Regions from separate parts of the Homo sapiens genome. Here region 1 is linked to region 2. Evidence: chromatin loops called from intact Hi-C (ENCODE). Cell type or tissue: tibial artery. All regions are shown on one strand. Links, peaks and the distances in the headings refer to the core of each region. The heading gives the core; the rest is flanking DNA.

Region 1 (8,322 bases), core at 172-8,171, 140 kb after region 2:
AGATGTAGGCAGAGAGGAGAACTTCGACTGGAAAACTGGAGCCCCAGCTCCAGGGTAAGCGGCAACAGAGCCCGCCCCTCCCCATTCCCTTCGCGTCTCCATCCTCAGACACTCACTCGGCGGACTTGTCTCTGAGAGCTCTGGTCCCGGCCCCCAGTCTTCGAGTACTTCCAGCTACAACCCCACAAAAGCAAGTTCTTTAGTTTGGCCTGGGCGGGGACTTTTAGGGAGGGAGCCAAGCCACAGCCCCCTCCCCACTCAGGCTTTGGGAACGTTCTGACCCACTCCCCCACATTGATAGGTTACAGCCCTCCAGCTCCTGTGGGGTGCCCTGCCTCTCCCCACTACCCAGCCCTCATCCGGGCAAGGCTTCCCGGAAAGAAGGCTGGGTGGCTCAGGGTGAACAGAGAGGAGTAAAAAGGAGCTGGGTTAGAGGCTCCCTTTTCCATTTTGTGCCACCCTATCTCAGTGCCCCGGGAGACACAATGGGATGGGCTGAGCTCTGCCAGCTTCAGGCAGCGACTCACCTTCAACCTCATCCACATTCCCCCTTCTCCCCAAAGGAGGTACATTTATGCAAACCGGCAACCAAAACATACACAGAGATTTGGCCACCCCTCCATGGCCCTGCCAGGGAAGGAAAAAGCCCTGGGTCCCACGTGGAAGCCTCTTAGATCCAGAAAGGAAGTGAGCCAAGCTCCCAGTAAGTAGGCAGCTATGGTAGAAGTCCTGAGGCTGCTCCTGAGATGTCTCCAAAGTCCAGCACTGTCCCATCCAGCACCCTTGCTGCAGAGCGACAGCTGAGGGAGGGGCATGAGCTGTTCAGTAGACTAGAGGGAGGAGCTGGGAAGCAGCCACTGACCACAGACCCAGGAGGTGAGTCCAGGCTAACTTTCCCCAGCTCCATTTCTGAGACAGAGAAATGGAGGCCCAGTGGGGATAGGGGGAGTACTTGCCAAAGGACACAGAGAGTCAGCACCCCAGCAAGAATCAGGAATCTTCTCACCTCCTCCCCTTCTCTACTCCCAATATTAGATAAGTATCTTCAGGGTAGGTGCTAAGGTAAAGATCCAGGAGGAGTGGAAAGAGGCACCAAAAAGCCCTGGTAGCTTCCAGAGGTAAGTGTAATTCAGAATTCCTAATGCTACACTTGAGCCTACACACGCACACACATACACACACACACACACACACACACACACACACCCCAAAGCCCTGAAGCTTGGTCAGCATATCTGACCAAGGAAGGAACGGCTCCAACCAAAGCTGCCTGGGACCTGAGTGGCCCAGATTTTCTTTGTTTATTCTTCACTTTATAAAAGGCCTAGAGTCAGGTGGGGTGAGGGAAGCAAGGCTTGGAGCACTCCAGTGGGCCAACTGACAGATAGATTCTCCAACAGACTCACGAAAGCAAAAGAGGCAGGGAAGCCACCACACTGGAAGATCCGAAAACTAGAGACATTCACTGGCAAACTCTGACCATTCCCCTACCCCTTCCTCTCCTCCAAGGGGGTCACTGGCGCTGGACCTTCTGCTCTGCCTAGGGCTAGGAGGAGAATTCGGCCACCTCTCCCAGCCCAGGAACCCTGGGGAAAGTGGAGTGCCAGACGCTCTTGCTAACCTACACTTCTCCCTAAAGCCACGAGCACCTCTCTCACCTAAAGGTGATCTATTCCATGCCTGATTTATCTGGATAATTGTCTGCTATCCTTCACCTTGATCTTGACCTTACTCCTATCCTGCCTTTAGGAAGGAAGGGGCATTCAGAAGCATTGACAGCCCAGGTGACATTTGAGATTTCCCTAGAGACAAGAGGAGATGCTAAGTTTTTAGTTTCCTCAAAATAGCTATACCTTAATGAAAACAAAATTGCAGCAAGGTAGGAGAAACAAGTTCTAGTGTTCCATAGCACTGTAGGGTAGATATAGTTAACAATAATTTATTATATATCTTCAAAAACCTAGAAGAGGATTTCTAACGTTCACAACAAAAAGAAATGATAAGTGTTTGAGGTGAGAGTTATGCTAATTACCCTTATTTGATTGTTACATATTGTATGCATGTATCAAATATCATTCTGCATCCCACAAATATGGGATTTACATACAATTAAATCCCATATTTGTGGGGTTGTAATAATTGTAGTAAATTATTTACTACAATTATTATGCATCAACTAAAAATAAAAGGAAAAGATCTGGACCAGTGTCTATAGTCTATGTTATTTGTCTATGTTAATTATCTATGTTAATTGTCTATGTTAGTGCATAGATGCTGCAGGGTCCAACTTTATATCTAGGATCCTGCTGAGCAACTCTGGGCAAATGCCACCGCTCACCCCCTCTAGACCAGTTTCCCATACAATGTTAGCCTTGGAGACCCTGCAAGCTCTGGCATTTCAGGCTCTACAGCCTGCACCTGCCTCCTTGATGTAAGCCAGTTTTCTGGCAATGGAAGAGAAGACTCCACAGTCACCTAGGACCAGTAGCCAAGACCCTCTGTGTGGTCTAGAGGGGAGGGGGCTAGCAGCACCAGGCCAGAGAACAGGTCCAAGGCCACACAATGGAGCCTCTCAGCTGCTCTGCAATAACCTGGATCCTGACCCCCAGGCAGGCTGCAGGGGCTGGACATAGCGGGAAAGGTAAGAGGTAAGAATCTTGGGAGGAGGGCTGACTGCTCCACTGCTGCCCTCACTGCACTCCATTAGCACCTTCACTTTGTGCTCCATGTTCCCATCCTTGTCTGCAGTAGGGAAGGAAATTGGAAGAAGGATACGTCCTAATTTTTGTTAAGGAACAGAGGAATAGGCTGGGAACTCAGGCAGGGACTCATTCCTAACCCTTCCACTCCAATCCTCTTCACTCACATTTCTCCAGCCTCTGCCCAAGACAGCCAGGGAGACTTACTGTACTCACAGACTCACACTGATACATCACAAGTATACCTTAGCACACACATAGTCATTCATCAATCTTCACCCCTAAGCACATTCTCCTGCACACACTGATGCATATCCATACCCTCTCACACACAAGCATAAACACAGTCACAGTCCCCAAACACCCAGAAGGCACACATCTATGGGCTGTGATACCTGCAGCCATCATGATAAAGTGAAAAGCTACAAACTTAACCCTTAAAACACCAAAGTTCTTTTTTTTTTTTTTTACTTCAAATATGGTGATAGTCGATCGTTATATCTTTCTTTGTTTTCTCAACTACCAAGTTAGATTGCTTGTAATGATGCCAGGCAGAAGTTCACTGCTTGTACCTCCAGGACAATGCCCAGCACACAGTAGGTGCTCACTAAATATTTAAGGAAGGAAAGAAGGAGCCAGACAGGAAAAAGATCTCCAGAGTTGGGGACAAATTAACTCGCCTGTGTTTGAGCATTATCAGGTAACTCCTCAAACAGGAAAACTGTTCTTGGTCACACACTGAGCCCTGACGCTGGGCTTACACATTTTAGATGGTCAGCAGATGGACCAAGGTGAGGGGTGCTCAGATCAGGGGCCGGAGAGGTCGTGTGGCTCATCGGAATCCGGAACCCGCTTCGTAGTTTGTCTGCCCTCGCATTGCAAGACCCACGGGCTTCCAAACAGACACTAGGAACGATCCTCAGTCCTTGCAGATCTTCGATCTGCGATCCTCCTGCCTGCCTTCGGGCTCTGCAGACCATAGCTGGCTGGGGCAGCCGGCACCCAGTGAACTGGGACCAAAGCTGGCCTTAGGATACATATCCTCATACCGTTCGGGTCCAGGGCTCATCTTCCCAGCTGCACAAACTATCTGCTGTGTGACCCCCGCCAGGTAGGTTCCACTCCAAAGTGGAAAGTAGAGCCGTGCTGTCCTCAGAACCCCCAAGCTCCTGCAGTCTGGGTCGAAGGCTAATTCACGCAATAGCCTCACTAGTTGCCCTCTTTGACTATGATGACTGTTGAGGAGGCGAGACCTATCTCAAAAAGATGTATAGGCAACTCAAAGTTGAGACAGGAACCCAAAAGGCCCAGAAGGGGCGTCGGGGAAGGAAGGCGTGGGCCGGGGTGGGGGTGGGGAGGTGGATTCCTCACACTCAACCCGAACCCAGCACATTTGCATCTGAACGGGATGGGGCATCTAAGCCCAGGAGTCCGAACTGCACAGACACCTGCTGGGGGAGGGGGTCGCGAATCGAGGGTCCTCTGTAAGCACCGGTGAGTTAATGTGAACAATAAAGTCCACTCCTGTACCCTCGGCCCTTACCCCACCCTCCGCCACCACACACACACCGGCAGTGTCTACACAGATAACTCGAAATGCACTTTTCAGGTCTGCAGTGATTTTTAGGAATCAAAAGGACGGATTTGAATTTTTTGTTCCCCCAATGATTCGCCCTTTCCAGAACTAAGATCCATGCAACTGCAATTCCAAAGATCCTTCTGCCTGCGTAGACAGAAATGCCCCAGAGATGAAAGCAGCCTGAGGCAACTTTCCAACACCTAGAGAACTGAGCACAGATCTCCAATGCCCGGGCTTCCCGCGGTGAAACGCGCGGAACCCCTGTAGCGGCATCGGAGCGCATCCTTCCCAGCCGAGCGCACTTGCGGGGTCTGATGAAAACCCCTCGGAAGCCGCGTATCTCTTAAATAACCCAGCAGGGAGTGGAGTGGCAGTAAAGCCTGGGACTCGGTTACCGACTCCGGGACGACGAAATTTCGGCGAGGAGGCTAGCGTGCCGGGAGGAAGGCACCGGGTAGAGACCCCTGCTGCAGGAGAAATGCAAAGTCGCGGACAGCGAGCGACTTCCGCTCAGAGTCCGCGTGGAGCGAAAAGACAGCGCTCCGCAGGGACCCAGGACTCGAGGCTGAGAGCAGAGGGAGCGCCAGAAACAACCCAGAAGGTGACGGTGCGGAGTGCAGCACCGGGGCGCTGCGGAGGAAACCGCCTTCCTTCCCCACTAGTCCAGCAGTCCGAAGCCTCCAGGCCTCCGGAGCGGCCTCAGCCTCGAGCGGCAGCTCTCGCTCCGCTACGGAAGGAGGCGGTGCCCGCTCCGCCCTGCGCCGCGCCGCGCCCACTAGCCCGCGGAAAAATCCGTTCCCGAAACTAGAGCTGGAAACCTCTGTCCTGTCTACAGGTTCTCTGCTGGTACGTGTCTGCGCCGACCTTAAAGAACAGAGTAATTCCGCTCCAAAAAACCCAATCAACATTTGTTTTGCTCACAAACGCTTTAGGAGGATGAGTTATCCTGCCCGACCACTGCCCATCTTTAGTTTTCTTTCAACGTTTCTCCAGAGCGCCAAACCTCAGAGCGTCAGCCACAGAGACAAATGTGGGCTGGATGTCATCTTCCTGGTTGGCCCTCCTGAACGCCTCCCCAGGCCCCAGCCTACACAACATTTTGACGCGCGTATCGGAATTAAGTTAGGCGCAAACCCAAACTGGCCCCGCTTTTCTTTGGCTTGATGCATAGTGTTCGAAATAAACTCCGAATTCGGTCCGTAAAGACTCTAGGCGAGCTGCCTCCTCCCAACTTCTCCTAAGCACGAAACCTTACGAGGCACGCTCCACACACAAAATCTTTTCTCCCTTTCTCTTACAAGGTCCTTCGTTTAAACAGCGTCGGCGCCTTTATTCGCCTGACCCTGTGCGCAGGAAAACCCGCCTGGTCGGTCATTGTCTGGTCCGCGACTGCCCCCGCCCCCGCCCCAATCAGTGTCACAAAACGCCCCTTTCAACAGATTCCAAACCCTCTTCACCCGGGCTCACCGAGCCTTCAACTTCATTAAGTGCGCGCTGCGGCGGCGCTGGAGGAGGCGAAGTTTAAATAAACCGGAGCGGAGAGGGAGGAGGGGTGGGCCTGGGGAGGGTTGCTAGTTGAAGGGGGGAGAAAGAAGTGTTTTTGAAAAGGGGAAAAAAGTCATCAGGGAAAAAGCGCTTTGTAACCACGAAGACGCGCCCGCTGTGGCAAGAGCAAATTGGATATGGAGGGGAAGTGTCCGCCCCCACCTCAACTCCGGCTCCTGGGTGGTCCGAGGAGCCCCAGGAGAAAGAAAGAAAGATGGGGAGGAATAAGCGGTGAAAAGAATTAACCGCTTTAATTGGGCTGCAAGAGAGAAGTGCGGAGAGTCTCACCGATGTGCTTCGATCACCCAAACCAAATACCCTTCAATAAAATAAAATGTCTGCTCTTAGCGGCGGCTGAAAAACGTACGTCAAAGTTTCAGAATCAAGGCTGTTCTTCACAGCCCTAGAGAGTAAATCTACAAGATGAGGGAAATTCGCCCGGAAAGACCCCCTCCCCTTCCTTGTGGCCTCGGGCCTCCCGGCGCTGGATGAAAAGGAATGAAATTGAACGAAATTGAACGAAATGAAGTGAAATTGACCAGTGAAATTCGCCAATTTTCTTTCCCTTTAAACTGCCCGCTCTCAGCAGCACTCTCTGAACCCCAGGCCGATTTCCTACCTTCTTTTTTTTCTCACCTTAGAGAGATGAAGGTATGCCCTGAATATTTTCTTATTATTGTCACTGATTGTTGGGGCCTGCAGGGCAGCAGAACCTCAGTTCCCTCCACCCAAGCACAGACGGAACCTACAGGAGCCCCTCCAGATGGGATAGCCTGTTTCTCCTCCCAGGATGCCTAGTGAGCCTCCTTAAACTGAACACCCACCCTATGCACCCATAGTTTGGGAGGAGTCACCCATTAGGCCCTTCCAGTCAGGAGGAATTAAAAAACATCCAGGAGGATTCTACCATACAAATCCTGAAACTCCCTCATCCTTTGCCTTGAAGTCCAGATCCCAAATGGGCCCTTCCCAGCTCCTAACAGGTTCCCCACAAAGACAACCTAAAGGAGCCCCAAACTCTAAATACCCTCCCTTCTTCTCTGCCTTCAGCATCTGGAGCCTTGGGAGCTCCCGCAGCAATTCCCTTTCTGGGTATTTTTCAAGGCCAGCTGGGCATCAGTGGCTTCTCTCTGACTCCCGGTCCTCAGACCGCAATCTTCTCTGGCTCAGGTCTACCCTTCTTGGCCCACTGAGAAACTGGGGTCTGAGTCATGGGTCTGGAGCTCCAAGATCCCTAGAAGCCCCTATAAGGGTACATCTCGCTCTTGTTCCCCAGCCCTCTTTTTTCTACCTTTTCCTGATATGGATCCTCCAACACACAGACACCAAGCAATATGCTCAGATAAATTCACACACACACACACACACACACACACACACACACACACACACACACAAGGGTCTGCTGCTTCTCCTATAAATAGCAGTTGTGGAAGTATCTCATCCAACTATCCACCATCAGACATAATTCTTGCTGACTTAATTTTCTCCTCTAAAGAGGAAAAACCAATTAATAAATCTTTTACGTAAACCTCCGATCTAATATCTGGGAGTGACATATTCATTGTAAATGAGATCACATAGCTACAAAGTGCTTTACTGACAGCGCACACACACACACACACACACACACACACACATGCTCACTTGTGTGGGTGCATGTTCCTTCAGTCACAGTCACCCTTCCTCAAGTGAAAATAAACAAAATTAAACTCAGAGACATTTAAGTAGACGAAGCAACCAGCCAGAGACCTTCATCCCAGTATCAGCAGAGGTTTCTCCCTTTATACCATCCAACCTAACCTTACTTTGCCTGGACCATTTGATAAAATGGTGGGAAGGTGGCCCACTCCGTTTGACCTCCCTCCACTTCCACAGTCTCTCAACAAGGAGAGGGTTGCCTTGCCTCTGGCAGAGGGACTGCGTGTACTCTTTGCACCTTGAGCCTCATCTCTTCTCCACTGGTGAAGGCGATGAGAGACTTGGGAACCCCAAACAACCCTTCCCCAGCTCTGGTGTGTTCTTCCCACCCTAATCCTGATTTTGACACCCTTTCTACAGTGGTCTCAGTCCTCCACCTCTTCCTTCTTTTCTACTATTGCCAGCTGCAGGGATCCTAGCTGAAGAGGCCTGTGTGGCTCACCTCTCTCAAGTTCCCTGCATCTGGGTCTCTGACCGTGTCTTCTTCCTTCTCTGTCTGTCACTTCATCTCCCAACCCTTGCCCTCAACATGTGTCTGTTTTCTGTGAAGTCTACACTGCCTCTTCTTGCACCTCTGTTTCTCCTCTCCTATAATCTCACTGGAATATATAGAGAAAAGAGCTAAGCAATCATCTCTGCTTCACCCAAAGATCACCTCTCACTCAACACACTGGCAAGTCTGGCCACTGGGAGTCCCAGGCATAGGCAGAGAGCTGGGAGACTCAATGGGTTTATGGAAGACTCCAACCAGACCAATGGATTTGTACTCAGGCAGTAGCTTCCAGCTATGAGTCTTGC
Region 2 (8,322 bases), core at 239-8,238:
CCTTCACCTCAGACTCACACACACTACACACACAACACAGTTATGCACACTCACCTTCATCTCAGACTCTCTCACACACTACACACACAACACACAGTTACACACGCACACTCACCTTCATCTCATAGACACACACACTACACACACACAACACACAGTTGTGCACACTCACCTTCATCTCATAGACTCACACACTACACAGAGTGACACATGCACCTCACCTTCTCATAGACTCACACACACAACACAGTTACACACGCACATGCGCACTCACCTTCACCTCACAGACACACACAACACGCACAACACAGTTACACACGCACACTCACCTTCATCTCATAGACTCATACACAACACACAGTTACACACGCACACTCACCTTCACCTCATAGACACACACAACACAGTTACACACGCACACTCACCATCTCATAGACACACACTACACACACACAACAGTTACACATGCACACTCACCTTCACCTCAGATTCACACACACACTACACACACACAACAGTTACACACGCACACTCACCTTCACCTCACAGACTCACACACTACACACACAACACAGTTACACATGCACACTCACCTTCATCTCACAGGCTCACACACACCCACCTACTACAGTTACACACACACACACACACCCCTTCACCCCACAGGCACACACACACACACCCCTTCACCCCACAGGCACACACACACTAAAGTTACACAAGCACACTCACCTTCACCTCACAGACTCACTCACACACACACACACACACACCCCCTGTCATTGCTGTGCCGTTTCATGCTCATGCACAGAGGCCTCACACAATCTCACACTCACCCACACTCAGCTTCACACACATTGCAAGAGATGTCCTCTTGTTCACATGCACACACAGCCTCACACTTGTACACACCTCTCTCAGGTGCCCCCAGTCCGTCTTACTCTCACGGGCACACACCCTACACACCAAGTTCCCTCAGTGCCCCTGGCAGTACAATAAAAGGGACCCGGACATCCCACCTGGTTCCCTGCAGTGCAAACAGCCAGGCCCCGCCTTCCCCGCTCCCCAGAGGGCTGGGCCTGGGAGGAACAGCTCTGGGTGGGATTCCTTACAGGAAAGTGTGTGGCTAGGAAGCCCAGTCCCAGGACACATGCTGGCTGGCTGCTCCCAAACGTGAGCTCTTTATCCTTCCACAGGCTGAAGGCTGATGCTGTTCTTAAGGAGCTCACCCCCACTATCTGCCTCCCACCCACCCTGCCCTGCCCAGCAGGCTGCCAGCTGCCCACCCAAAGGAGGAGAGAAATCAAGCTTGCACCCCCGACCTGAGTCTCAGATTCACACCCACCCTCCCACCTTCCCATGTACCAGAGGTGCCTTCCTGAAAACCCACTCCCAGCATGGCACCCTCAGACCAAACACCATTGGTAGCTCCCATTCCACTACTGGGCAAAACCCAGACTCCTTAACCTGTCATTCTAGGCCCCCCTGACCCCAGCCTCCCTCTCTATCCTCAGCTGATGCTGAAAACTCCCCCATTTCATACACACACACACACACACGCACACACACTTTCAAAAATATCTTCACTTCCTTTGAGGTGATCTTCTCCAGGAATATGGGAGGGAGGCAGCAGCCCCAGCCCCACTCCAGGAGCACAGGGCTCAGTTTCTCCATTTAAACAGAGGGGCTGGCCAGCCATGCATGGCCTATCTTGCAGAGCTAGTGAGAGGGTGCAGTGGCAGTCTTTCAGAAGCTTAAATGGCTGTATACATGGAGGTACCACTTCGTATTACAGGAGCTACTCCCAATAAATTTTCTCTTGAACGACCTCTCTCCTCTGGGCCCTAGACCAGGGCAAGGAGCCCGACTTGGACCTCAGTCTCTGCTGTTTCCTGGCCACGTGACATTAGGCAGGCCCATTCCTCTTTACTCTCTCTGGGTCTCAGTTTCCTATGCGGTAGAATAGCAGGACAGACTTGGACAATCAGTACTGTTCCTTCCATTTTTTATCTTTGTGGGATCCATGGGTCCCTGTTGCAAATGAGGTCAAGGGGAGCGAGCCACAGGAACTCATAGCATTCATTCCCAAATTCATTTATACCTCACTTCACACACAGTCACACATTTGTTCAGCCACAGACAGTAAATGCCAGCCCTGCCCCCCATTTCACATACCAGGCTAGGGACTAGGCACTGAAGCTGTCGCAAGTGAAGGAGGCATTTACCATCCCTGCCGTGGGCACCCACAGTCTACCACGGAAGAAGAGAAACTGAAGAAGTAAATTGCAAATGCACAGAGTATTATGCAAAAGGAAGGAAAGCCACTGAAGTTTGTAATAGACAGAACTCTCCTCTAACAGGGGCAGACAGGGCATCAGGGAAGCTCCCTACCACCTCCTTTTCACCCTGGAAGAAATTATGCTTAAGGGAGACCTGAATGGTGTAAGAGAGGAGTCAGGCAGCAGAAGAAGTCGGGAAGAAATCCAGAGAATGCAGAGAAGGGCTGAGTGGCTGGAGACGGTGAGGAAGGAGGGATGATGGTGAGGGTGGAACTAGACATAGCTTTGGTTGTGGGAAGCTGAGGAAAGTCTCATGTGGCACCTTCTGCGTCTCTGTGAGTAGGGAACAAGGTGTCTTCTGGGTAAGAGGATAGGATGGAAAGGGTGGGTGAAGATCTGAGAAGAGAGAAGAGAATTTGTGTACTTCAACAGAAAGGCTGCAGACTGTGATTGGGTCCTAGCTGAAGTTGGTAACCATGATGTAGAGTAATCCATGATCCTACTCTCTCCCAGACCCCATGCTGAGCACTGGAGCTCATGTGGAAAGGAATTCTCTGAAGACTCCTCTCTATTTGCTTATTTTCATTTATTGGAGCAAGAATGGATGCCTGGCCCCTTCAGAAGCCCAAAGCAGTTAAACAGTCCATTATGTGCAGTTGTACAGGTTGTTCATTGTTCAAGACACCCTGCCAAGAGGGAAATGGTGGCTGAAAAATTCATTTCTTGTTTTGCTCTCCAAGCTATGTGCATTGCCACAGGGCTGTGTCCTTTGCCGGGGGGTGGTGGGGGGCGAAAAGGGCTCCTCTTTTCAATTTTTCCAAAGATACCATCCCCTCTGCAGCAGCCTCACTATGAGCATGCTGGGCAATGCCTGCACAGGGGCATCTTTTCCTAATTCTCACAACATGTGCAGGCACCACAGGTTCTGAGTGAGTCAGGAAAGCTAGAGATGCACTTTCTTTTCAACAGTTCTAAGAAATGAGAAGGTTAGATATCAAGGCATCTCAGCACCTCCTCCAAGAGGGAGGTGTGAGCATAAGCTACAGGCTTTTTGTAGAAAGAAAGCTCTTTGATACCCAGCATGAGGGTCAAAGAAATATGAGCCAGAGAAATATTGCAGTTTAGAGTCCCTCACTGTGAAAACTGAGAGGGAACTCCGGGCCATCTTATTTCATCCCCTCTCTTTTAGATGAGACAGCAGAGGACCAGAGAAGTCACATGGCTTCCCTGAATCACACTGCAGTGTTCAGGACAGTGGCAGGGCTCTCTCTCCGCTGCTGCCTCTGCCAGGCCCATCCCAGGAAGTCCTCATGTGAGCCCCTGAGAGCAGGAGTCAAGCAAGCCTGTCCCTTTCAGGACTCCCAACACACACACACACACACACACACACACACACACCCGCAATTCTGGTGCCCTGGTGGCTGCCTTCAGCGCGGACAAGGGCCAGGCTCTATGTTCACCAGACTGTAAAACTTGGAGCCGCTGAGCAGGCTCCGGAATCTTTCCACACCACCCCTCCCAAGGGATTTCCCAAGGGATTTCAATTTCACTTTGCTTTTATCTAAATATATCCCTGCGCCTTATCTCACAGGAAACAGAGTAGCACCTCTCCCAGGAGACTGAGCAGCCCAGGGGCCATGCAGAGCTTCCCAGGCCAATACTGCTGGGCAGTGGTGGTCTCAGGGGATGGGAAAGACAGAGGAGACAGCCTCAGGCTTCTCACAGGCACCCAGCTACCCCCATCACCACCACCACCTTTCCCCAACATGGACCCAGACCCATTCTCATCCAGGGAAGGACTAATTAGGAAGGGACGCACCAGCTTAACTGGAGACCTGTAAATTTCACAGATGGGTTTTTTGTTATTGTTATTATTACTGTTGCTGATGTTTTTAAGCAATGAGTTTGTTTATTTTTTTCCATCATAGGGATGTTTCTCCATTTTCTTTATCTCTTTGTCTCTGTGTTTCAGAGTGTCTTGGAAACTGGAAGAAAGAGACCACTGCCAGTCAGGGTCACCCAACTCTGAGCAGACAAGGGCTGCCAATATACAGGTGCTTGGGGGGTAAGACCAGAATGCCATATTTGTGACTTAGTCTTTTTAACCTTTTATTGTAAAATAACAGAAAACCATACAAAGCAAACATATCATTTAATGAATCACTCTAAGGTGAATACCTTTGTAACCATTCCCAAGGTAAGAAATAAAGCTGTGTCCGTCACCATAGAAGCCCCTCCAGGTGCCTCCTCTCTCTTCTCCAAAAGTAACCACAAATTCTAACTTTTTTTTTTTTTTTAAACGGAGTCTCACTCTGTCACCCAGGCTGGAGTGCAGTGGCATATTCTCTGCTCACTGCAAGCTCCGCCTCCTGAGTTCACGCCATTCTCCTGCCTCAGCCTCCCAAGCAGCTGGGACTACAGGTGCCCACCACCACGGCTGGCCAATTTTTTAGTAGAGACAGGGTTTCACCGTGTTAGCCAGGCTGGTCTTGATCTCCTGACCTTGTGATCCACCCGCCTCGGCCGCCCAAAGTGCTGGGATTACAGGTATGAACCACCGTGCCAATTCTAACTTTTGTAATTACTATTTTCTTGCTTTTCCTTATAATTTGATCACCTAAATGTACATCCCTAGACACTATCATTCAGTCATGTTCATTTCCTATATTTGATGTCTTTTAGGTCTCTTGTAATCCCCAGCCTTCCACTGCCATCCCTTGCTCTACCTGACAGTTTATCCATGGAAGTACCCTGGCTCTTTGACCTAAAGAGTTTCCAGGCCGGGTGCGGTGGCTCACACCTGTAATCCCAGTACTTTGGGTGGCTGAGGCGGGGGGATCACGAGGTCAGGAGATCGAGACCATCCTAGCTAACACGGTGAAACCCCGTCTCTACTAAAAATACAAAAAATTAGCCGGGCGTGGTGGTGGGCGCCTGTAGTCCCAGCTACTCGGGAGGCTGAGGCAGGAGAATGGCGTGAACCCGGGAGGCGGAGCTTGCAGAGAGCCGAGATCGCGCCACTGCACTCCAGCCTGGGTGACAGAGTGAGACTCTGTCTCAAAAAAAAAAAAAAAAAAAAAAAAAGAGTTTCCATAGTCTGGATTTTGCTGCTAGCCGATTCATGATGCCATTCACCATGTGCTTCTGTCCTGTTTTTCCTTCAAATTGGCAGCTGGATCCAGAGAGTAGATCACACTTAGGCTCAAACCCCTTTGGCAAGATGATCGGTGGAGTTGTGCGCTTTCATCGGGAACACACAAGGTCTGGCTGTGTCTCTTTCTGAGATTGTTGGCAGCCATTGATGTTCAGTGTCTAGCTCCATTAATTCTGTGGGTATTGCAAAGTAGTGGGTGATACCAAATTCTGTCTTTTTTTTTTTTCATTCATTAGTTGGAACACTTTTACTATGACCTGTTCTTGATGTCTTAATTTCCATCATTCAAGGCCATGGATTTGGATCGTGGGAGGAGGAGGATGTCTCAGAGTTGGAAGAGGGGCAATGGCAATGCTGCGACATGTTTAATCTCTGAAATCTCTTAGCAGCTTGGAACATGAGTCCTGGAAGTACCTCAAAGTGAAGTCCACTCCAGTTACCCGCCTAGAACAAGAAGCCACTCTGCAGGCTCTCTAATAATTATCTGTTCAGCCCCTGCTTGCATACTTCACAGATCAGGGAGCTCACTACTTTCAAAGTCAACCCATCTCATCTTTGGGAATATCTGATTATGAGAGGACCTTTTTATAGGCTTTAGAGCCTCCTCCTTGTCCCCTCCTTCAGGGACCCTGCAGAACAGATCTGTTTGCTCTGCCAGGGAACAGCCCTTCAAAGACTCCTCTCCCAGGGAGACTTCCAGCTGCCCCTCTCCCTCTTCCTCCTCTTCTGGCTGTAATTTCACATAAAATCCATAGCTGTGGAGCTGTGGCTGATGTTTGCTCAAAATTCCAAAGCAGGCTTCTCTATAATTTTCAAAAGGCAGACAATCATTTGGAGGCAATAAAGTCCAAGTGTCAAACTCTAATGCCTCATTTCCCATCCCAGTCTCACCACAGCTCATGCCAGCCACGGCAAAGGAAAGCCTATGGGCGGGTCTTCCATTGTGCAAACCCCTTTCACGTTCGAACCAAGAAGCCACATTTCACAGACACCAAGATGTAAGACAGCAGAGATGGATGAGGTGCCCAAAACACCCTCTTCTCCAGGCGCCTGGCAGAAGCAGACAATGTGAATCAAAAATAAAATCAACACAACACAAAAAACATGGGTCAAATTGTAATTGAAAGTTGCTTTTGAAAGAGAGGTCTTGAAGCCATTGTCTTTCCTTTTTTCGAAGCCCCCGATGTCTCCCTTGGTTAATGACATCACTTCCACCCAGACTGTCCAACACACAACCTCAGTCATCCCCAAGGCTTCCCTCACCCTCAGCCCCTACATTCAATTACTCACCAAATCCAGCCATTTGGCCTCAGGAGCATCTCTGCAAACACAGCCTGTACTTTTCCACTTGCTGTGTACTAGCTGTCCCATCAGCCTACAATGATCCACCAGTCACCCATCACTATCTCTGTTAACACAGGCATCCCCAGCCTTCAAAGTTCACCCCACGAGCGTCTATCCCAAGCACCTGTCCTGGATCCTGACCCCCTTCAAAAACAACTGTCTATCCAGCAGACTCTCAGAACTGTATTTCTTGAATAAAATAAACAGATTCATTAATTCCATAAACACTTATCAATCCCCTTATGTGCCAGACACTATTCTAGGCACTGAGGACCTAGTCATAAAAGCAATAGACCCAATCTCTGCTTATTATAATCAGCAGAGTCAGACAATGAAAAAGCAAATAAGTAAATTAGATAGTATATTAGGAAAATGCATGGAGAAAATTAAAACAGGTAAAGGGCTTTTCCTGTGGTGGGGGATAGAACAGAGGGCCTCACTATGAATGTGACATTTGAGAAAAAGTCTTAAAAGAGGTGAGGAAGTAGACCTATGTAGGTATCGGAGTAAATGAATGAATGAGAAAATGAATGAGCGAACAAGCAAAAATAATTGAATATAGTGATGAATGAATGAGAGAATCACTGAATGAATAAGTTAAAGAGTGGATGAGAAGATAGGAATTATTTCTAGTATGCTATAGTGAATTGAATTGGTCAAACTACACTGACTGGAAATAAATCACCAGCTATTTCTGTAACTTCTTGGAGCCTGTTTGGGCCTTGAAAATGTGCCTAATAAACTTGCAAAGTGGTTCCAAGGACCTTTCTTCTCTTGACACGTGCCAGCCTCCAAGGGTTCTGCATGCCACACCCAACTTGCTCACAGCCACAGGGGCTTGTGCCAGGTTGGCAGTGTGAGAACAGCCAGTGCCTCCTTGGAGGGCAAGGCTGCAAAACATGGTCCAGTCTGGCTCCAGCTGGGCTCTTTGCCCATCTGTACAATATACCCTGCCTACTCCTCCTTGAAGGGTTGGTGGGCTCCACATGCCTGGTGACCCTGCTCTGGGATGCAGCAAGTGCCAGGAAAGGGAAGGTGCTATGGTGATTGCCTCTTCAGTCCACAGAGGAAGTGCCAGGGGTCCAAAGACAAATGCCTGTAAGTGATGCTCCCAACCCACTGCACAATCTTGAAGCATTATTATTTAGGCTGCGCAGGGGTTAGAATGGAATACTAAGGACTCTGCTTCTGCTCATCCTTGACTGGTCAGAAATCTGTGAGCAAAAACAGAGAGGCAGGCTGGAAACACTGGGGGAAGCACTGCCCTCAGGAAGGACAGTCATCAGGAGGCAGGATAGCACAGAGCTCGAAATCAGGGTCTTTGAAGGCAAACACAGGTGCAAATCCAAGCTTGGTGGCCTTGAGTCAGCTACTTCACTGCTCTGAGACTCACTTTTCTCTAAAATGGATACAAAAATAAATCCCTTTAAAAAAACCAAATGAGACAATATTTATAAAGCACTGTGCATAATGCTGGCACAGAGTAAACACTCAGTAGATGATCATCATCAGCATTAATAGAGCCTAATATATCATTAATAATAA

Evidence for each region. Peaks named below come from ENCODE experiments on the same cell type or tissue, not always from the same donor. Only the 100,000 strongest peaks of a DNase experiment are listed, where the experiment ranks them.
Region 1: it touches region 2 in a loop (2.3-fold over the local background); 9 of 110 quality-filtered maps call a loop at or near these places.

Annotation. Positions count from the first base shown.
Region 1 is chr1:47,441,535-47,449,856 of GRCh38, reverse strand. No RefSeq gene overlaps it. Among named protein-coding and RNA genes, the nearest start is that of FOXD2, 7.7 kb to the right of the region's middle. RefSeq lists an enhancer at 3,162-3,662. In tibial artery, for the core only: no CTCF peak of the experiment used is centred there; no DNase peak of the experiment used is centred there; H3K4me3 peaks cover 1,150 bases; H3K27me3 peaks cover 7,217 bases.
Region 2 is chr1:47,583,765-47,592,086 of GRCh38, reverse strand. No RefSeq gene overlaps it. Among named protein-coding and RNA genes, the nearest start is that of LINC01738, 100 kb to the left of the region's middle. RefSeq lists an enhancer at 1,061-1,601. In tibial artery, for the core only: a CTCF peak has its summit at 3,663; DNase peaks (open chromatin) are centred at 1,126, 1,466 and 7,766; H3K27ac peaks cover 1,962 bases.